Linked DNA regions of Homo sapiens: region 1 is linked to region 2. Evidence: read pairs that join two places in POLR2A ChIA-PET (ENCODE). Cell type or tissue: PC-9. All regions are shown on one strand. Links, peaks and the distances in the headings refer to the core of each region. The heading gives the core; the rest is flanking DNA.

The links. ChIA-PET counts read pairs that join two places held together with the same protein. Peaks named below come from ENCODE experiments on the same cell type or tissue, not always from the same donor. Only the 100,000 strongest peaks of a DNase experiment are listed, where the experiment ranks them.
Region 1: POLR2A ChIA-PET joins it to region 2 with 5 read pairs; 18 of 35 experiments call an interaction of 5 or more read pairs at or near these places.

What each region holds. Positions count from the first base shown.
Region 1 is chr2:174,025,429-174,036,636 of GRCh38, reverse strand. LINC01960 (long intergenic non-protein coding RNA 1960) reads right to left here. Exons shown (of 1, transcript NR_136175.1): 1 at 9,479-11,208. Among named protein-coding and RNA genes, the nearest start is that of LINC01960, 5.8 kb to the right of the region's middle. In PC-9, for the core only: no CTCF peak of the experiment used is centred there; no DNase peak of the experiment used is centred there.
Region 2 is chr2:173,971,136-173,982,343 of GRCh38, reverse strand. No RefSeq gene overlaps it. Among named protein-coding and RNA genes, the nearest start is that of SP3, 11 kb to the right of the region's middle. In PC-9, for the core only: no CTCF peak of the experiment used is centred there; a DNase peak (open chromatin) is centred at 9,493; H3K27ac peaks cover 1,270 bases.

The sequences.
Region 1 (11,208 bases), core at 4,279-6,778, 58 kb before region 2:
GGGCAGGGAGCGTCTATGGCACCAAGATGCTGGACAAAGGGGTGAGTCACGTCCTGGCAGGACAGAGTGGGGCAGTATGGGATTTAATCATGCCACCCAGAACAGTATACAACTGAAAACTTAGGAATTGTTTATTTCTGGTGTTTCCATTTAATATTTTCAGACCAAGGCTGATCATGGGTAACTGAAACTATGGAAAGTGGAACTTTGGATGGGGGGACTACTACATTGTCAGGATAAGATCATGAGAGCAAAAAACGTACACACATAGACACACATACGACATGTTTCTCCAGTTTCAAACAATGTCATGATGACTACACTCCGCCTTTAGCCAAACTCGACATTGGGAAATAGCTTAAGAATCAACAGTTTCTGAGACAAAGAACTTAAAAAGACAATTTACAAAAGAGAAACTACAGCTCATCAACTAAGATGTGGCAAGCGGTTAGATCCACTAGTAATCCAGGAAATGAAAATTAGAGCAACGCCACTTTCCAAAACTAGCCCCTGGTGGGAGAAGTCAGAACAACGATGACCCTTGGGTGGAGTGGAGGAGGGGGAACGGGGCCACAATAGTGGCCTCTAGGGGTAAGGTTCTGTTTCTTAATCTGGGTGCTGATTACTCAGGGGTGTTCACTTTGTAAAAATTCACTCGTGATTTGTGTACTTTTCTGAACGCATGATAAACTTCACTACAAAGTTTACATTAAAAAATCAAGCTCACTTTTTACCTATTAAATTAGCAAAAACAATTTTTTTTTAGTAATACTAGCCAGTGTGGTTTAAGCCATCACAAAGCTAACATTTTTACATATTGCTAATCACAGTATACATTAATATAGTGCCCTTTGGGGAGGAATTTGGCAGTATGAATGTAAAACTCTTGAGAAGCGTTCATACTTGTTAATTCGATAACTTCACTTCTGAGACTCTGTCTTAAAGAAATAACCCTAAATGCCAAAAAATGGTTTATGTGCACATACGCATTGCAATATCATTTATAGTAACAAAAATTGACAACATCAAAACACTGAAAGTAATCTAAATGTCCAACTCTAGGGCAATGGTTAAATAAACTTTGACAAATTCACATGATGATATTTTATGCACTCATTACAATAAACTAAAGTGAGTAATGACAGAAGAAAACACAATATAGTAAGTAGGAAAAGCAGGATATGAAATTGTAGACATGACTACAGCTAAGATTAAAAAAAAAAAAAAAACCCTACACAGAGAAAATCCCCAGAAGATCTTAAAAAATGAGTAATACTAGTGTTTGGATAACAGGACTATGAGTGGGATATTTTCTTTAATTAACTTTCCTGTGTTTTCCAAATGTTATTTAATGAGCCCGTATTGCTTTGTTGAAAGAGGGAATGTTCAGAGTCATCCTTGTGTGTGACTCTTCTGTTTCAGAAGGTGCTGCCTATGGTTCTCCCAGGTCCCCCACGTCCCAGCAGTCTGTGCTTTGGTGCCTGATATCGCCATTCCAGGATGAATGGAGCCAGTGATATTTAGGAGCAAACTGATTATCTGTCTCCTTTCTGCAGGGCTGACTAAAAACTGTCAACCCTGAAGGCCCTACTGAAGCAAGGTGTAGGGAGTTCAGGATGGAGCTCTACATTCTGTGGTTTGTAAGGAAGACTCAGTTGGAAAGTCTTCTGCTGGGTCACTAGGTAACCGCAGTGCCTAGTTCATTCGTTCATCCTCCCCTGTCTGCTGGTTCTTTCGGTTCAGGGAGAAATGTTCAACTCTGCTTCCTTCTCTAGACATCACCTTCACTCTCCTTTCCTTCCAGCCAAAGAACTTGAAAGGCAAGTCTTTGATACACTTCTTCTACATCTATCGTTTGCCTACCCCCCAACCTGCACCCCATTGCTGTGTTCTGGCTCATACGGGACTTGGTGGGGAGTGGTACCCGGCTTGGGGAGAGGGATGCTGGTGAGTTTTCAGCTCTCATCCTCATCCCTGCTCTACTTGGGTGCCTTTGAATACTCCCACAAACCTCAGTTGGAGCCCTGCTAATTTAGCTTCAATTTGCCAAATGGACCTCCAGTGCCATTGTGGCAGCCCCTCACAATGATGGCTCTGCCACCCTCCTTCCGGCATCCCAGAGGCATCCAGGACCCAACCCTGTCCAGGTCTCCCCTTCCTTCTCTAGTTGCTGCTCCTCCACAGACTCTCTTAAAATAGTGAGTGTTCCCTCAGAATCATCTCTTGTCTCTGTACACTTTAACCTTTACTTGTATTCCCAAGACTTCGGGCACCTCCTACTTCCTCCCATCTCCCAGATTGAGTGGCTCAGAGTATGGGCAGAGTGCCCCCACCTACATCTGCGTGTAGCCTTGGGCGAGTTCCTTCACCTCCCTGCAGCTCAGTCTCATCTGGAGATAATGTGGAGATGGTAGCAGCACCTACCCCAAAGGGATGTTGAGAGGACAAAGTGCAGGGGCTGGCCCTTCCTAAGCCAAGAGCATCTGCTCATCCCCAGACCCATCCATCTAAAGTCCCCTGGATGTCTCCATTTGGGGGTCCTTCAGGCAAACTGATTGCCTGTCTTGGAGTTAATGTGCCCCACCCCAAATTAACCATTTCTCTTCCCTCCATTTGTTTCTCCTTCATTGTGTCTTTGGGGAATGGGCCCACCAGCCACTCAGACTCTGAGTCACTCGAAGTCCTCTCTGCACAACTCTGATCTTTCACTAAGTCTTATCCTAAATGTCTCTCTCCTAAATGTCTCTTTAATACCAACTGTCCTGCCTGTCCTCTCCATCCTGGTGGACACAGGCTTGGTTCTGATGGCCCAGTTACCCAGTAACCTCCCTAAGCTCATCACCAGGACTACAAACTTGCCAAGGTCCTACTAAAAGACTTGAAACCCGGAAGCAAGGGGTGGTGTGGGGGTGTGGTAGCTCCAAAATACAAGAAGAAAAGTGCAAAATTAAAATTAACAAATATTTCAATGGCTCCAAAATGTAAATTATGTCAGCTCCCTTGTTAACTTTTGATTTCATAGAAATTTCAGTACATTTGACAGCAATTTGTAGGTTAGGTTTTTCTCCTATACAAGAGTTTCTGACTATTCATGGCCTTGAGAGAAGGCATAGCCAATATATATTAAATTAGCAGGGGTTAGGGGCGTTGTAGTCAGATAACTTTAAAAAGCAAAGTTATCAGAGATCTCTCAGAAACAGCAATACAGAATAACTATGCTTGATGTGGGACAGGCATGCAATTTAATGCCTATTCTATGGTGGGGCGTGGTCTCCACAAGTAAGAGTGCCTGGGGCCCAGAGAGATCTGCAATCCACCTGTCCTTATTTCTTTCCTGAGGCAATAAGCAACCTCCAAAATAAGAATGTATTCAAGGCCATTCCTGTTGACTTCTTGCCTGGGTTCCTCAAGCCCTCTTAGAGAAGTCCCCTGAACCCCTAGGCCAGGTAGGCCCCTCTGCTACCACTCACCTAAGGCCTATGTTTCCTTTTGTCAAGCCACCTTCTTCTTTGAATTGTAATTACTGCCTCTGTCTGTTGCCCTGGGAGATCCCTGAGGGTAGGGACCACATCCCAGGGATCTTTGTTTAACTTTACAGACATTCCAGAGTGTTGATGATTAAAAGAATGAAAGACAGGCTGGGAGGGAGCGGGGGTAATGATATACAGGGATTAGGAAGAGGAGGCGAGGGTGAGGTAGAGATGAAATCAGCCTAGACAGACTTGGATTGAGTGCTACTCGGCACGAAGTGGATCCACCAGTCTGGAACTTAGGCTAGGGGCTGGGATAGAGAAAATGGGGGTGGTGGCCACTAGTATAAATGGGGGTGGTTGAAGCCCTGGCTGTGGCTGTGAAGAGGCCAGGTAGGAAGTGTGGGCAGGGAGAGAAGCCAGAGTTCTGGGAAACCTCGCTGCTGCTTATGGGATGGGCAGAAACGTGGGAGGGAGCAGGGACTGCAAGCACAAGCAGCAAGAGAAGAAGGCACAGTGGCTCACGCCTGTAATCCTGCCACTTTGGGAGGCCGAAGCGGGCGGATCACGAGGTCAGGAGTTCGAGACCAGCCTGGCCAACATGGTGAAACCCCGTCTCTACTAAAATACAAAAAATTACCCGGGTGTGGTGGCAGGCGCTTGTAGTCCCAGCTACTTAGGAGGGTGAGGCAGGAGAATCGCTTGAACCCGGGAGGTGGAGGTTGCAGTGAGCCGAGATTGCGCCACTGCACTCCAGCCTGGGTGACAGAGCAAGACTCTGTCTCAAAAAAAAAAAAAAAAGAGGAAGACGGCTGCAACAGGAGGCCTGAAACCCTGGAGTCAGAGTCAGAGTGACAACCCAATCGCTCTTTGCGGTTGACGGTGGGCCAGGCCCTACGCCCAGTGCTTTGCATGGAGTGAGCCACAGAAGGATGTTAAGATAAACCCCATTTTATGGATAGGTGAATCAAGGCCCAAACTGGCTGAGTAACTCACCCAAGGTCACACAGGGAGGAAGTGAAAGAGCAGAGACTCAGCTCCATACTCCACATTAAGGCAAGATGACCTGCACGTAATGACCATCACCCTGTCCAGGGAGATGGATATTAGAAAGCTTTGATGAAGTCTCAGTGATGAGGGCGGAAGACAAGCCGCACGGCAATGGGTGAGTCAGCAGGAGGGAGGAACTGAGCCAGGAGGAGCTGTTTCAAGGAGCAGAGGGGTGTTGTCTATTTCCCAAGTGTAGTTGGCATTTTTTCCCGCATCAAGAGGCAATAGCCAGGTAATACTATTATAAATTTGATGTTTAAAAAACTTACCTTTGAACACAGCAATAAAAACCTAAGCACTTCTCCATTACTCTTCTAATTTCTCTGCCTTAATGCCACAACAAACATTGGAGGCCTTTCCCTTCAGTGTCAACCTTATGGATCTTCTTATATCTTCTTTGTCCACAGGCATCTTTTGCAGAGACCTGCTGCCTGCAGAAAAGTGAGGAGGAGGGAGAGAAGGAGGGGTGCTCCATCCCTCTTAAGGACAGGGCAACTCTGTGTGGACAGAGGACATCCTTACTCTAGGTGTTCCCTCTGCCCAGAACTCTCCTCCCCCAGGCATCTGCTCAGCTGGCTTCTCACCTCCCTAGAGTCTTCCACCTCAGTGAGATGGGCCCGTCCATGTTTATTAATACTGCAACCGGCCTCTGCCCCCAATGCCCAAGCTCCTGGTCTCCCTTTCCCTCCTCTGTTTTGTTCTTTTTTCCATAGCAACCTCAGCTACTAAGTCATCCTGCTGATGTACTGCGTTTAGCATTTAGTATCAGAGTCCCTCCTTCTGCAATACTGCAAGCTCCCCAAAGGCAGGCAGCTTTATCTGTTTTGTCCTCTGTCCTATCCCAGGTGCCCAGAGCAGTTCTGGGCACTTAGTAGGCTCTCAATTCATATTTCTGGAATAAATAAAAGGAGTGATCTCAGCGGGCTGTGACTCCATCTTAAGGAAGATGGGTGGCCTTTCCATGGGAGAGGGAAAGGGGGAAGGCGTTTCAGGTAGGGGAGCAACATGAGTGGGTGCTTGAAGACAGGAACAAGTAAGTCACTCTGTGGGCAGTGAACAGAAGATTCATTTGGTGGTGCTCAGGATGTAGGCATCGAATACCAGGATGGAGAGTGTGGATTTTCATTTGTAGGCAATGGGAGGGAAGAGGAGGGCTATTGAAAGATTTCGAGCAGGGAAGAGACTCCATGCGAGTGATATTTGGAGAAGATTAAGTTGGAGGTGGGGAATCCATTGGGTGGAAGTGTCCTTCTGGGATGTATTCCTCAATCCTCATCCCCTCCTCCCCTTCCTCGTGAGAACTCCAGCTCACTCTGGGTGTTTCCTGTGACCTCTTTCTCTGTGCTCTCCCTGCTCCAAGTTAAGCCAGAATCAGGGTCTGCAGGTGTGCTGTGCACCTTAGATTTGAAGGGAATTTGTACGTTTTCATTCTCTGGGTAAAGTCAGGGTAGGCATCATCCATGGCCTCTGGTTAGAAATGGCATTCAGCACTCGGAATGCTTCCTCTTGCTTCTCTATCTTCAAATTTGTGCAGTGGCAACACTGAAATTCCAAAGGAGTAAAAAGTACGAAGACCTTTGCCTGGTACATCAAGAATGTGGACAAATTTAGAACTGGAGTCTTGTGTTACAATTGCAAGTCAAACTCCAAGAGGGGGTAACCAGCCCATTAGCGCAGGAACCTGGAAACTGACTTTTCTGCTATCTCTCCAAACACACACACACATACATGCGTGCACACTCTCACATACACACATTCATTGGGCCCTTGAAAGATCAAGGCCAACTGCAAAGCACCCATTCCCCAAGACTCCTAATTTATATTGGGAACTAGCTATAAAGCTCCCCTTGGCCCCCAATCTTCCCTTGCAATGATAAAGAGCATGTCACATCACACTAAATGTGACACTTAATCAAAACCCATCTTCTTTAACAAACCCTTAACCTCCAGCACACGAGAGTCACCAAGGCCAAGGGACGAGACGGGGAGCCGACTCAGGTGGCACATGCTTTGATTAAGATGATACAGATTTCCTTTTATTTCACTTTTATCAGAGTTGTAAAATTCCGAATCTGTCCCCTTTTTGATTTGACAACAGCACATTTCAATAGAGGTTGACACCAAAAAAAAGACCACGACTTGTTCTCTCTTCAACCGGGAGTAGGCGATAATTTCTCTGAATCCTCTTCAGTAATGATCGTCAGAGCTTCTGATCTTCCCATAAGCAAGTTTTGCAAGGAACATGGTTAAACTGAAGCACAAACCTGGCTGGCATCTGGTCCCTTTCTTAACTGGTATCTAAATACCCTTAATCTATAGGCCCTGAAAAAGACCTCCCCTTCTCTGCCTCCTACCTTGGGTCTTTATTTCTGAGACTTAAATCCTCAAGTGAATTCTTTTGCCAGATTTCTGGGGCAGGAAATTTACTTGCCTGCCACACAGTTACTTTAGGCCTTCTAGGGGCTCCGGCAATTGTCCATTTCTATCGCATGGGCCATCACTTTCCTCATGACCTATTTAGGACTTTGTTTCTAAATTATTTAATCATTGGCTAAATTAGATAATTTACTACAGAGTTATTGAATCCTAGTTATGAATGAGATACTTGTAATAGGAGGGAAGACTTATTTCTGGTTTCAGAAACTTTTGGTCTTGAAATAAAATACAGTAATGGTAATACAAGGTAGAATGGGACAAGTGTCTACAAAAACTCCAAAGCATAGGCAGTTGATGCTTTCAGTAAGTATTGAGCATCTACTGTGAGCCAGCCCCTGTTCTAGACACTGGGATACAGCAATGTACAGAATGGACAATGTTCCTGCCTGCAAGGTACTTACATTCTGTGTGGGGCTGGACAACATTTTCAACTTCTATATATTTGGCTTATGAACAACCCACACTTTCAAACTTTGTACTTTACCCCTCTTCAATCACCTTCTGCAGGTTGAATTTGGACTTTCGAGTGCCCATGGACAAGCAAAACTTCTCAGTTGTCTCGTGACGGCACACCAGTGGGACTATGCTCAGTTTCTGCAGTGTCAGCCCTCTGTCTGTTCTGTGGTGTCAATAGCCTTATTGCTCACCAAAAAACGAGCAGAAATTTTAAAACTGAAAGTGTGGATGCTATTGGCAAGACTTGTAGTTCTTGTTAACTTCTTACAATTGAGACGAAGATAGAAATCATTAGGAAGGAAAAAGAGCAAAATTAGACAGCCCATTTAAAATACTGTAAGGATATTAAATATTGAGCCAAACAGATAAAGTATAATTAGGATTTTTAAAAATGGTTTTTCATTTATGAAAGAGCAGTCTTTTCTTATGACATATTGGCAATCACTCCATTAGATTCTCAGCAACAGCATTCTTTACCTCTATGCGTGAGGCCTTCCTTTCCATGCCGGAGGGCTGGGTGCTGTGGTCAGTACCAAGAAAGGGCCAAGACATGGCCCAGTCCATCAGGAACTTACCTGTTACTCATGGACATAAAGGAAAATAGAATAGCTGGCATATTTCAATGCAGGGGGGGAAAAGGCGTTTTCTAAAAAAAAAAAAAAAAAAAAAAAAGCCTATGTTACCGGCCAGAAAGAGGAGATAAGAAAACTGCAAAGAAGCTCATCCTTCCTAGGATCAGGATAAGCCTAAAGGTCACAGACCAACCTAGAATGGGGAGATGAAAGTTGGTGCCAGGGCCAGGCCCTGCTTTAACTCTTCTAACAGGAGGCCTCTCCATTGCCCCTGATGGACAGTCTTTATCCTGCCCTTCTCTGTACCTGGTGTTTAGCAAGGGGACTGGCATAGGATTATTCCTGTATTCAAGTCCTGAAAAAGTCAGGGCAGGATGACAACGGCACACTGATGGGACAGTGTAGAAATGTGAGGGGTGAGGGCAGCAGGAGCAATCCAAAGCTGTGATAACAGGAACTTTACTGAGTCCTGACTCCGTGGCATATGGTCTGTGTCCTACTTTCCTTCACACAGGCCCCTGAACCGCTCCTGCAGCAATGCAGCCTGTGCAGGAGGAAGCCACAGCCCTAACAGCTGCTGAGATCTGGGATTCTGTGAGAAGCTCCCTTCCCATTTCTTGCCAGGCAGAGGGGGCTCAGGGTGGAACTGCAACCCCTGGTCAAAGTTTGTAGGATTAGCTGACAAGTAGGGTAAAAAAAAAAAATACATACATACATAGATAAATAAGTAGATATTAACAAAAAATGTTTAAGCTTCCAGGAGTCATTGTTGACTGCCCTTGCTTGTCACTTTCCTGCTATACCTGAGAGCTGACACCTGGGAGGATTAAGGACCAAAATACAGAATCGAGTAATCAATGTGTAAATTTACACGTGCATAAACAGGTGCATAGGTGTGTATTTGGTTCTCCTCTGTGAGTTTTTGTGATAAAATTGTCCATATTTTATTTATTTATTTACTACTCCTTGCACAGCCGGGCTACCCCATAGGCAATGCACCCAGAGGAGCCTATATTTTAAACTCTTTATTATAAAAAAATGTTCAACGTGCATGAAAGTGGAGGGAATAGGCTGGGTGCAGTGACTCACACCTGTAATCCCAGCACTTTGGGAGGCAGAGATGGGTGGATCACCTGAGGTCAGGAGTTCAAGACCAGCCTGGCCAACATGGTGAAACCCTGTCTCTACTAAAAATACAAAAATTAGCCAGGCGTGGTGGCGGGCGCCTGTAGTCCCAGCTACTCGGGAGCATGAGGCAGGAGAATCGCTTGAACACAGGAGGCGGAGGTTGCAGTGAGCTGAGATTGCACCACTGCACTCCAGCCTGGGTGACAGAGTGAAACTCTGTCCCCCCCAAAAAAAAAAAAAAGTGGAGAGAATAGTATAAAAGAATCCCATCCAGCCATCATCTAGATTTAACCATTAACACCTTAGCATGTTTGGTTCATCTTTTGTTTTTTTCTTTGTATTTAAAAACAAACTCCAGACATTATATTTCACCCTTAAATACTTTAATATACACCATTTAAAAGATAAGCATGTTTTCTTCTATAACTACCACACCATTATCGCACATATCAAAATTAACAATAATTCTTTGCTATTTTCTGCTACGCAGTCCCAATTCAAATCTTCCTGATTATCCCCAAATCTCCTCTTCCAGTTGGTTTGTTTGAATCAGGATCCAAACACGGCCCACACATTGCATTTGGTTGTTACGTGGCTTCGGTCTCTTTAAGCCAGAGGGCCATTTTGAACTATTAAGGAAGGGGTTGCTCTCACCCACCCATCCCTCTGACCTGGGCCCCAGTGAATTTCTCCAGGTGCGCCCTGAGGCCCCTCTCTAGCAGTCCAGGCAGCCAGAGCAGAGTGACTAAGGTCTGGAGGAATGAGCCTTGCCATGGAAAAACCAGAAACTCACAGATTTTCAAAATTCCAGGCAAGATAACATGACGCACGGGAAAATGTATGATGTAGTTTCTGTCCTCTGGCCCCCGACGAGAATAAAGCTTCCACCAGGCTGGAGGGAGAGAGAGGAGGGCCCACAGGACAGAGGGAGCGAGAAGGAACGCACTCCGCACGCGCTGGGCCCAGGCAAACGGGCTCCATGGAAGAAGCACAGCCTTGTGCTGAGGAGTTGGGCGTCGCCCTCACCAGGGTCCTCTGGTGAGCCTCTCCCCTTGACGGTCTCCTTTTGTTTGTGCAGTGGGAAGGATGCCTATCTCTGCCCAGAGAACGTTGCAGTCAGAGGCCCACTTTGCCCTGGGAAGGCCCCTTCATGAGAGCTAGGCCCTGGCTGCCCACAGGGTTGGTGGTGCATGGAAGGAAGCCTTTGCAACCCACCCCAGCCTGGCCAGCAGCGTCTCTGTGCATCAGAGCGGGGGCTCACCAGCACCCCGTGCTCCCTCCGAGAGTTCAGCCACGTGCTCGGCTGGTTTCCCCACATTAGAAACATTGATCAAAGAACAGCATTTCTTCTGCGACAGGAGGGAGTGCCTGGGGCCTGAGCTGTGTCCCCTACACCGTATTCCGGCTCACACTGTGCCCTGGGCCTCTAGGCTCAGAACGAGCCGTGTTGGTGACCCCGGAAGAGCGGCCTCCTGGGCCCTGGCTGCGGAGGCGACAGGCTGAGCCCGCGCTTGGAGGCCGCTGCGCTCTGGGGCCTCGCCTTCCGGAGCCTGGCCGGCGTTCCCGGTTGCATCTGCGTGGAAACTTGTCCCCGAGGAGCACTTTTGGGGAGACATTCATCTTCCTTGACGGCCCAGTCAGTGCTCTTTGGGGTTTTGCCCTCTCTTACTGGCTTTGGTGGCGGCGGTGCAGAGAGAGGCCTCCCCCGGACCCCGAGGCGCTGGTGCCCCGCGCTGGTGGGGCCTCCACAGGCGCACGCGGCCCCGGCAGCTGGCAATCTGGCCTGCATCTGATCAATTTTATCTGCAAAGCATTCAGAAAATTTCTCCCCCGAAGAACACGTTGACCCTCTTAAGCGGGGAATGCAATGTGGGTCGCCTGCTGGAGGACGCCCTCGATTTTGATGAGGCTTGTGCAGGCACCCGCGATAAGCTTCAGAACGCGAGCCAAGCGGGTGGGGACAAGGCTCCTCCGGGGAGCTCCGCATCGTCCCCGGCCTTCCATTCGCGGTGTTTACCAATTGTGAAAGCAAATCCAGCTGTTGGGAGGAATTGCTTCCAGATGACATGATGGGAAAGGAAAACACACTTCATAAA
Region 2 (11,208 bases), core at 8,257-10,756:
ACCCTTGTATACTATTGGTGGGAATATAAATTAGTACAGTCATAGTGGAAAACAGTATGGAGGTTCTACAAAAAATTAAAAATAGAACTACCATGTGATCCAGCAATTCCACTTCTGGGTATCTATTCAATGGAAATGAAATCAGTGTGTCAAAGAGATACCTGCACTTCCATGTTCATTGCAACATTGTTAACAACAGCCAAGACTGGAATCAACCTAAGTTCAACCTAAGTGTCCATCAGTGGATGAATGGATAAAGAAAATGTGTGTGTGAGAGATATATATGTCACATTTCGTTGTGTGTGTATATAAATATACACACATACTGGAATACTATTTTGCCTTAAAAAAGAAGAAAAGTCATTTGTGAAAACATGGATAAACCTGGAGGATATTATGTTAAATAAAATAAGCTAAGCACAGAACAAATACTGCATGATTTCACTTATATGTGCAATCTTAAAAAGTCTAACTTAAAAAGTCTAGAAACAGAATAGAATGGTGGTTACCAGAAGCTTGGTAGTGGGGTGGGAGTGGGGGTTGATTGGGAAGATGTTGGTTAAAGAATACAAAATTTCAGTTCAACAGGAGGAATAAGTTCAAGAGATCTATTGTGCAACATGGTGACTAGTTAATAACAACGTATTCTATACTTAAAATTGCCAAGAGAGTAGATGTTAAGTGTTCTTATTACACACACACACATCAAAATAAGTGTGTGTGGTAATGCACATGTTAATTAGCTGGATTTAGCCATTCCACAATGTATACAGATTTCAAAACATCGTGTTTTGTACAGCATAAATGCATACAACTTTTGTCAATTATAAAAAAAAGAACCATACCATCTGTGAACTAGGCCTGCTTTTTGCCTCAAGTTTTATTTATTTATTTATTTTTCCTTGCCTAAATTTAATGTAAAGCTTTTGCTGTCTTAAATGTTTTCATTAAGAGGAGTGGGGGGAAAGAGAAGGCACAAGGCTTTTTTAATCTTTTAATGTTTCTGGTTCTTTCTCTTTTTTTTTTGAGACGGAGTCTTGCTCTGTCACCCAGGCTACAGTGCAGTGGCGTGATCTCGGCTCATGCAACCTCCGCCTCCCAGGTTCAAGCGATTCTCCTGCCTCAGCCTCCCAAGTAGCTGGGATTACAGGTGCCTGCCACCGTGCCTGGCTAATTTTTGTATTTTTAGTAGAGATAGGATTTCACCATCTTGGCCTGGCTGGTCTTGAACTCCTGACCTCATGATCCACCCGCCTCGGCCTCCCAAAGTGTTGGGATTACAGGCGTGAGCCGCCGGTTCTTTCTCTTTTTTTTGGCAGAAAATTATGAAACTTTATTGCAAGACATTATGAAAATCTAAATAATACATACCCTATCTTCATGGCTAGAAATACACAATATAATAAAGATGTGAATTCTTTCAAAATTGATCTATAGATCTAGTAACAATGCTAATGAAAATTCTACATTTTTCATGGAGCCTGACAACTGGCTCTAAAATGTACATGTAAGAGCAAATTTCAAAACAACAACAACAACAACAACAACAACAACAACCACCACCACCCAAGACATTCTTGAATAAAAAGAATAACAGCTGGGTTCAGTGGCTTATGCCTGTAATCCTAGCACTTTGGGAGGCAGAAGTGGGAGGATCACTTGAGCCTAGGAAGTCAAGGCTGCAGTGAGCTGTGATCATGTCACTGCACTCCAGCTTGGACAACAGAAAAAGACTCTGTCTGAAAATAAATTTAAAAAACAGATAAGAAGGGAGGACCTTCTCCACAAGGTATCAAGCCTCACTATAATAAAATACTTAGGAGTAATTTTTTTTTTATTTCTAACTTTTAAGTTCAGGGGTCTATATGCAGGTTTGTTACATAGGTAAACGTGTGTCATGGTGGTTTGCTGCACAGATCATCCCATCACCCAGGTATTAAGCCCAGCATCCATTAGCTATTGTTCCTGATGCTCTCCCTCCTCCCACCCCTTTCTGGTTCTTTCTAATAACTTTCAGTCCTGACATCTGTTCTGAAATTGTCAGGACCTTAAAAGTTCTAAAATGGAGGCAAAGAGAATGGGAAACAGGAAAGAGAAATCCTGGCCTCCCTGAGCAGGACTTAAGAGTCCAGGCTCCTGTTTCCTGTTCAGAGACAGCCGAAGCTGTAGGGAAAGACTCGATGGCAGGGATGCTCACAGAGGATGCTGGGAACCCCTATTCTCTACTGTACCAAAGCCTTTACAACAGTCTGTTTTGGGGTTTTGGAGCTGAATTATGTTAAAATATTTTTTTTTTTTTTACTGTGGTTATTACTATCTTTGGAATTTATTTCCTTGGAGGTCAATGGCAGCCTGAATTTGGCAGCTTTCAGGGCAGTGTGTTTTTGAATTTGTTTTTGTTTCTTTTTTATCTCCTAAAGCTTGGGGCTGTGAGGACTCAGGGGTATTGCCTCACTAGGAAGGAGAGCACTGTCCATATGTGATGAGATTGCTGTGCTGCAGGTTTTGAAGACTCATGTGAGCTGCCTGGGAACAAGCAGGATTCAGAACTGAGCTCCATATTAAAATCAAACCAACACCAAATCGAAAAACAAAAACAACATCCAAAGGCAGAAAACAAATGAGAGTGGTTCACACCTCTGAATATCAAGACATTATTAAAACACAAATGAAAATCTGGAAAAAAATTGGAAATCTATTGAGAGAAAACGTTTAACATCATTAATGTGCACTTTCTAATCAAAAGAAAATGATGAATGTCTCAATAGAAAATTGGATAAAGGGTATAAACAAGAAACTCATAGAATAATACGAATGGCACTAACCATGTAAAAATGCTCACTCTCACCAGTAATCAAAGAAATGAAACTTTAAAAAGCACCATAGTTTTGATGATCCAATTGGCAAAGATTAAAAATAAAAATGAAAACTAAGTGTGTGGAGAAATGAGTACTTTTATAAATTGTTTGCGAGTGTATAAACTGGTAAATTTACACACTTATAATAAATACAAAAATTAGCCAGGTGTGGTGGCATGTACCTGTAGTCCCAGCTACCTGGGGGGGTGATGTGGGGGGATCAATTGAGCCTGGGAGGTTGAGGCTGCAGTGAGCCATGATTACACCACTGCACTCCAGCCTGGGCAACAGAGCAAGACCCCATCTCAAAAAAAAACAACAAACAAAATAAAAATAAATAAATAAATAAGAGCCTGATGAGGTGGTGGGCACCTGTAGTCCCAGCTATGCAGGAGCGTGAAATGGGAGGATGGCTTGAACTCAGAAGTTTTGAAGCTGCTATGTTTGCACCTGTGAATAGCCACTGCACTCCAGCCTGAGCAACATAGCAAGACCTCGGTTCTAAAAGTGAATGAATGAATGAGTAAATACATAAATAAATAAAATTAGGACCTCAAGCCCCATAAGACCAGTCTACATGTCAGAAAAACATCAAACACAAATTGAGGGACATTCCACAAAATACGTTACCAGTAAGTACAATAGCACCTCCTTATCAACAGTTCTACTTTCTGTGGTTTTAGTTACCTTCAGCAAATTGTGGCAAAAAATATTGAATGGAAAATTCCAGAAATAAAAAAATTACACTTTTAAATTGTGTGCTGTTCTCAGTAGCTTGATGAAATCTCAGGCCATCCCACACCATCTCACCCAGATGTGAATCATCCTTTTGTTCAGCAGATCCACACTGTCAATCCTACCCACCTGTTAGTCACTCAGTAGCCCTTTCATGGATTCTGTCACAGTACCACAGTGCTTGTGTTCAAGTCACTCTTTTTTTTTTTTTTTTTTTAGATGGAATCTTGCTCTGTTGCCAGGCTGGAGTACAGTGGCGAGATCTCTGCTCACTGCAACCTCTGATTGCCTGGTTCAAGGGATTCTCCTGCCTCAGCTTCCCGAGTAGCTGGAATTACAGGCACGGGCCACCACGCCCAGCTAATTTTTTTTTTTTTTTTTTGTATTTTTAGTAGAGATGGGGTTTCACCATGTTGGCCAGGATGGTCTCGATCTCCTGATCTCGTGATCCACCCGCCTTGGCCTCCCAAAGTGCTGGGATTACAGGCGTGAGCCACTGCGCCTGGCCTTCAAGTCACTCTTATTGACCTCATAATGGTCCCAAAGCACCAAGAGTAGTGATGCTGGCAATTCAGATATGCCAAGGAGAAGCCATAAAGTGCCTTCTTTAAATGAAAAGGTGAACCTTCTCAACTCAACAGAAAAAGAAAAAAAATCATATGCTGGGGTTGCTGAGATCTAAGACAAGAACAAACCTTCTATCTGTGAACTTATGATGAAGGAAAAAGAAATTCCTGCTAGTTTTGCCATCACACCTCAGATTGCAAAATTTATGGACACTGTGCGTGATACATGCTAGTTAAGATGCAAAAGGCATTAAGTTTGTGGGTGGAAGACATGAACAAAAACGTGTTCCGATTGATGGCAATTGGGTTCAGTACTAGCTGAGGTTTCAGGCACCTACTGGGGGTCTTGGAATGGCCCTCACAGATAAGGGTGGCTACTGTACTCCTTAAAAGAGTTAAAGTCATAAGAAACAAGGAAAGACTGAGAAAGAGTCACAGGCTAGAGAACACTAAGACATGCCGACTAAACACATGAATGTGGTATCCTGAATTAGATCCTATAATAGAAAAAGGATGTTACTGGAAAAACTAATGAAATCCAAATGAAGTCTGGAGTTTAGTAATAATGCACTCTGTTGGTTTCTTAGTTTTGACAAATATACCATGGTAAGGTAAGATACTAACATTGTAGGGTGACTAACCATTCCAGTTTGTGTGGAAGAGGGGTTTCTTGGGATGTGGGACTCTCAGTGCTAAAACCAGGACAGTCTGTGCAAACTGGAATGATTGGCTCTAATCTAACAATTGGATTAGAGGTATATGGGAATTCTATATTATCTTTGTAACTGTTTTTGTAAATCTAAAAGCATTCCAAAATAAAAAGTTTATTAAAAATAATAAGACAAATTAAAAACAAGTTAGGAATAGCTGACTAATAATGAGATAATAGGCCTAAAGAAGTTAAATATCACTTTAGTCAAATAATTTATTAAAGTCCTACTAGGTGCAAAGTTTTTTGATGGTTCCTGCTTTCAAGTGTACAAAACAGATATATATATGTGTGTGTGTGTGTTTATATATACCATTTTTCTTTCTATAATCTTGCTGTTATATTTGCAGAAATATATGTGTTTGTGAGGAACTCTGTGGGTTTATTCATTTGGCCTTTTTATGCATTTACTTTTAGCATACATTAAACACACTTTTAAAAGTGTGCATTTCTTTTCTTTCTTTCTTTTTTTTTTGAGACAGAGTGTCGCTCTGTCATCCAGGCTGGAGTGCAGTGGTGTCATCTTGGCTCACTGCAATCTCCGCCTCCTGGGTTTAAGCGATTCTTCTGCCTCAGCCTCCCAAGTAGCTGGGATTACAGGCATGCACCACCACACCTGACTAATTTTTGTATTTTTAGTAGAGACAGGGTTTCATCATGTTGGCCAGGCTGGTCTGGAACTCCTGACCTCAGGTGATCCGCCCACCTTGGCCTCCCAAAGTGCTGGGATTACAGGTGTCAGCCACTGCGCCCGGCCTAGGCCTAACATGTGCATTTCTTGCCATTCCACTGTTTATCCATGGATTTCTTTCTTTCAAAATATTCATTTCTAAGCCTTTTTTCATATACTTCCATCTCCTCTTCAAAAAAGTTTCCACAATTAAATTAGTCTATGTTAAACCCCCCAGGTATAGGAGCCTGAACCATCCCCTGTGCTATTCTCACAGAGTTTCACTTTCCGTATTTACTAGTTTTTTTTTTTTTTTTTTTTAAATGAAGCTTCTGGCTAGGCGTGGTGGCTCACACCTGTAATCCCAGCACTTTGGGAGGCCAAGGTGGCTGGATTACCTGAGGTCAGGAGTTCTAGACCAGCCTGGCCAACGTGGCAAAACCCCATCTCTACTAAAAATACAAAAATTAGCCGGGCGTGGTAGCGGGTGCCTGTAATCCCAGCTACTCTGGAGGCTGAGGCAGGAGAAACACTTGAACCCTGGAGGCAGAGGTTGCAGTGAGCCAAGATGGCGCCACTTCACTCCAGCCTGGGTGACAAAGTGAGACACTGTCTCAAAAAAAAACAAAACAAACATAAAATGAAGATTCTATTTACTTTTTTCTATTTATAAAATAAGGTATAATTTACATATAGTAAAATTCACCCTATTTAGGTATACAGTTCTGTGAATTTTGACTACTCTGATACATTTTCACTATTGTAATGCGAATAGTTTCTTCTTGATTTTTTTTTTTTTGGTTTGTTTTTTGAGACAAGGTCTTGCTCTGTTGACCAGGCTGGAGTGCAGTGGTTCGATCACGGCTTGCTGCAGTCTTAACCTCCTGGACTCAAGCAATCCTCCTACCTCAGCATCGAGAGTAGCTAGGATCACAGGTGCATGCCACCACGGGTGCAACCACACCCAGCTAATTTTTTATTTTTTGTAGAGACAGCATCTCCCTATGTTGTCCAGGCTGGTCATGAATTCCTAGACTCAAATGATCCACCCATTTCAGCCTCTCAAAGTGCCGAGATTATAAACACGAGCCACCATGCTTAGCCTGCTTCTTGATTCTTAATAGATGTTTAAATTCATCAATAAGGAGAAAAGTGACTTGAAATACTTTATCTTTGACTAGGTCTATGTCAGTTTTAATAAGTAAAACCCTCATTAAATTATTGTTCATTCCCTAAATATCCCTTTTTCTCTTGAGCATGAGATTCAGAAGTATTAAATTCTGTAGAGAAGATGACATTGGTAAATTTTGTAGGAAATCAGCAAATGGAAATATCAGAAAGTTATGATTTAATTTAAAAAGAGTCAGCATGGATTCACATCTTATCTGCCTCAGTGATATGAAATAACTTCTGGGTCTAATAACAAATATCAGCTGAGGGAAGCCATGAACCAATTACTTGTATTTTAGGATAAAATACCATGAAAAGAATACCAGACAAACAACTAATCTAGAAGTTAGATAAGTAGTATAGGGATGAACTACTTAAGTAAACAATGACTTTGATATCAAAGTGTGGAATAGTTTGGAATGGATGGGTTACAACGCTCCAGGGATCAATATTAGGACCAACTTTGTTCATTTTTATATGTCAGTGATTTGGAAGAAGTAACATGCAGTAAGCTTGTTATACAAAACTAGAGGGAGGGTCAGTCAATACAAAGAAGGAATGAAATGACTTGAGTAGACTAGGGACATAAGCAGATAAGTGGCTTATTCAATTCAGTGTGGAGGAAATATGAAGTAGAAAGATTATCTCATGGTAGGCTGGGCTCGGTGGCTTACGTCTGTAATCCTAACACTTTGGGAGGTGGAGGCAGGTGGATTGCTTGAGCTCAGAAGTTCGAGACCAGCCTGAGCAACGATGTGGTGAAACCCCATCTCTACAAAAAATACAAAAATTAGCCGGATATGGTGGCTCATGCTTGTAGTCCCAGCTACTTGGGGGGCTGAAGAAGGAGGATCGCTTGAGATTAGGAGGTGGAGGTTGCAGTGAGCCAAGATGGCACCACTGCACTCTAGCCTGGGAGACACAGTGAGACCTTGTCTCAAAAAAAAGAAAGAAAGAAAGAAAGATTATCTCAGTAATGTGAAATCAGAATATTCAAAATAGAGTAAAAAAGTACAAACTCATGAGTTAGCAAGCATGCCAGAAACAAAATAATTCCAATGCAATGAGTAAGACAGGAATATTGACTATAGAATTTAAAGAAATGCTTTTTTTTTGAGACGGAGTTTCACTCTTGTTGCCCAGGCTGGAATGCAATGGGGTGATCTTGGCTCACTGCAACCTCCACCTCCCAGGTTTGAGCAATTCTCCTGCCTCAGCCTCCCGAGTAGCTGAGATTACAGGCGCACACCACCACACCTGGCTCACTTTTGTATTTTCCGTAGAGACAGGGTTTCACCACGTTGGTAAGGCTGGTCTTGAACCCCTGACATCAGGTGATTCACCCACCTCAGCCTTCCAAAGTGCTGAGATTACAGGCGTGAGCCACCGCGCCTGGCCAAGAAATGCCACAGTTTTAATATACTAGACTAAGAAAATAACTCAGTGAAATATATGTAATTAGAGCAAAAATAAAGTCATTTGCTGTTAAAGGTAACAGAACCTTTAAATTATGGGTGTTGGCCAGGTGCGGTGGCTCACACCTGTAATCCCAGCACTTTGGGAGGCTGAGGTGGGCAGATCACCTGAGGTCGGGAGTTTGAAACCAGCCTAACCAACATGGAGAAACCCTGTCTCTACTAAAAATACAAAATTAGTCGGGTGTGGTGGCGCATGCCTGTAATCCCAGCTACTCGGGAGGCTGAGGCAGGAGAATCGCTTGAACCCGGGAGGCAGAGGTTGTGGTGAGCCAAGATTGTACCATTGCACTCTAGCCTGGGCAACAAGAGTGAAACTCCGTCTCAAAAAAAAAAAAAAAATTATAGGTGTTAATCAGTTCCAGAAATCTCTTAAATTAGGTGACTTCACCATCTATTATTGTTTTATAATTTATGTATACATTGCGCACATTTTATATATCAAATGGTTCATAACAAAAACATTCAAACATATCCTTACGTTTTTAATAGTTGGTTCAGCTGGTGAGTACCAGTTTTTTGGCCCCTTTATAATCAGCAGGTCATATTACTAACAGTTTCTCCATTAAAATAAGAAGTCTGAATGTTTAATCCTAAAAGAATCCAAATTCATGGCTTGTTGAAATCAATGTATTGTTCAACAGATATCTATTAATTATCTTCTATTTGCTCAACACTGAAAAATTGTCTCCTAACTCTTTCATTATACAACATGCCTCTTTTGATAAAACATAAAAGTCTCACATTTTCCTTTAATATTTGAAATTCCAGTAAGTTAAGTGTTATAGCTTTTAAAAACATCCCTATGGGACAAAGAGCTGTTTTGTTTTCAAATGATACCTCTCCTTCCTTGGAAATCACTGCTTAAGAACCATAGAAAGAGTAAGATAATGCTTGTGCACAAAGTGCTTATCATTTAAATCATGGTGACAATACTAAATCATGAATTAAGAGTAATATTAAGGGGTATACTCTAAGGTTAATGGAAAGTTAGAGATGAGGGAATGACCAATAGCTGGAAGCAGTGGCTTTTTAAATTTTTATTTTTGAGACACGGTCTCTGTCACCAAGGCTGGGGTGCAGTGGCACAATCAAAGCTCACTGCAGCCTTGACCTCCCTGGGCTCAGTTGATCCTCCTGCCTTAACCTCCAGAGTAGCTGGGACTACAGGTGCACACCACTATGCCCAGCTAATTTTTGCATTTTTTTGTAGAGATGGGGTTTTGCCACGATGCTAAGGCCGGTCTTGAATTCCAAAGTGTTGAGATTATAGGTGTGAGCCACCACGCCTGGCCAGCAGTGGCTTTATGGAAAGAGGTTAAGACTTGAACTGAAGCATGGGGAGGGGAGAAGGAAAATCCTGGTGGCAGAGGGCCAGTAAACTTTGTGGTTAGAGTGACTACAGGACAGTGAGGAGTTGGGAGAGATGACCTGATATGCATTAGATCATTTGAATCACTCAGGTTTTTTGAGCCAGGTTAAGGAAGATTAATTTGATGGTAGATATAGAACAGAAAGGAGCAGGAAAGTCTGGAGGCCTGTCTAGGGCAGCAGAAGTGGGCCAGGGCAAAGCATGCTTTGATCCCTTCCAGAAGGAGCTGACTGACCCCCCAGTGATTTCTGAATTCGGAAGGCAGTCCTTTGGCAAAGCATCTGATGTATTGTAGGCTTTGTTATTTCTCTTCTCTATTATTTGAATTTGTGTATGTTTACATTTTGCTACTTGCTCTGTGGCCCAGGATGGAGGGCAGTGGTGCAATCATGGCTCACTGCAGCCTTGACCTCCTGAGCTCAAGGAATCCTCCCATCGCAGCCTCCCAAGTAGCTAGGACTGCAGGCATGCACCCCCATGTCTGGCTAATTAAAAAAAAAATTTTGTAGAGTTGAGGTCTCAGTATGTTGCCTAGGCTAGCCTTGAACTCCTGGGCTCAAGTGTTCCTCCTGCCTTTGCCTCCCAAAGTGCTGGGAGGCATGCATCACTGTGCCTGGCCTATATTTTCTTTTTTTTTTTTTTGAGTCTCTCTCTGTCGCCCAGGCTGGAGTGCAGTGACACGATCTCGGCTCACTGTAGGCTCCGCCTCCCAGGTTCATGCCATTCTCCTGCCTCAGCCTCCTGAGTAGCTGGGACTACAGGTGCCCGCCACCATGCCCAGCTAATTTTTTTGTATTTTTAGTAGAGACGGGGTTTCACTGTGTTAGCCAATACGGTCTCCATCTCTTGACCTCGTGATCCATCTGCCTCGGCCTCCCAATCCACCCGCCTTGGCCTCCCAAGGTGCTGGGATTACCGGTGTGAGCCACCGTGCCCAGCCCTATATTTTGTTTCTTAACTGGATATCCACTCCTTGAGGATAGGGACCATGCAGCATCTTGTAGAGCAGGGTTCAATAAATGTGATTTCAATGAACAGGTAGCTGAGAGTGTCTGCAGGAAAACTTGGCAGGCAGCATCTGGTAAGTGGCTGCCTATGGGAGAGGGAAGGGAGGAGATGTGTCAAAGGTAATTTCCCGTATGGGCTTCTGAGAGAATGATGGCCTCACTGTCACAGACAGAAGCATCAGAGGGGAGGAGGAGCTGGTTGTGTAGAGAAAGTTATGAGTTTAGTTTTGAACATTCTGAGTTTGAGGTGAAAGTGAGACATTCAAGAGGAATTCACAGTGCTTAAACATATAGAACATGGCCGGGTGCAGCGGCTCACACCTGTAATCCCAGCACTTTGGGAGGCCGAGGCGGGTGGATCATTTGCAGTCAGGAGTTTGAGACCAGCCTAGGCAACATGACGAAACCCCGTCTCTACTAAAAATGCAAAAAAAATTAGCTGGGCATGGTGGCGTGCACCTGTGGTCCCAGCTACTCCGGAGGCTGAGGCAGGAGAATCGCTTGAACCCAGGAGGTGGAGGTTGCAGTGAGCTGAGATCATGCCAGTGCACTCCACCCTGGGCGACAAGAGTGAAATTTTGTCTTTAAAAAAAAAAAAAAGGATATAGAACAAGAACTCAGGTGACAGGAGATAGAGATTTGGGAG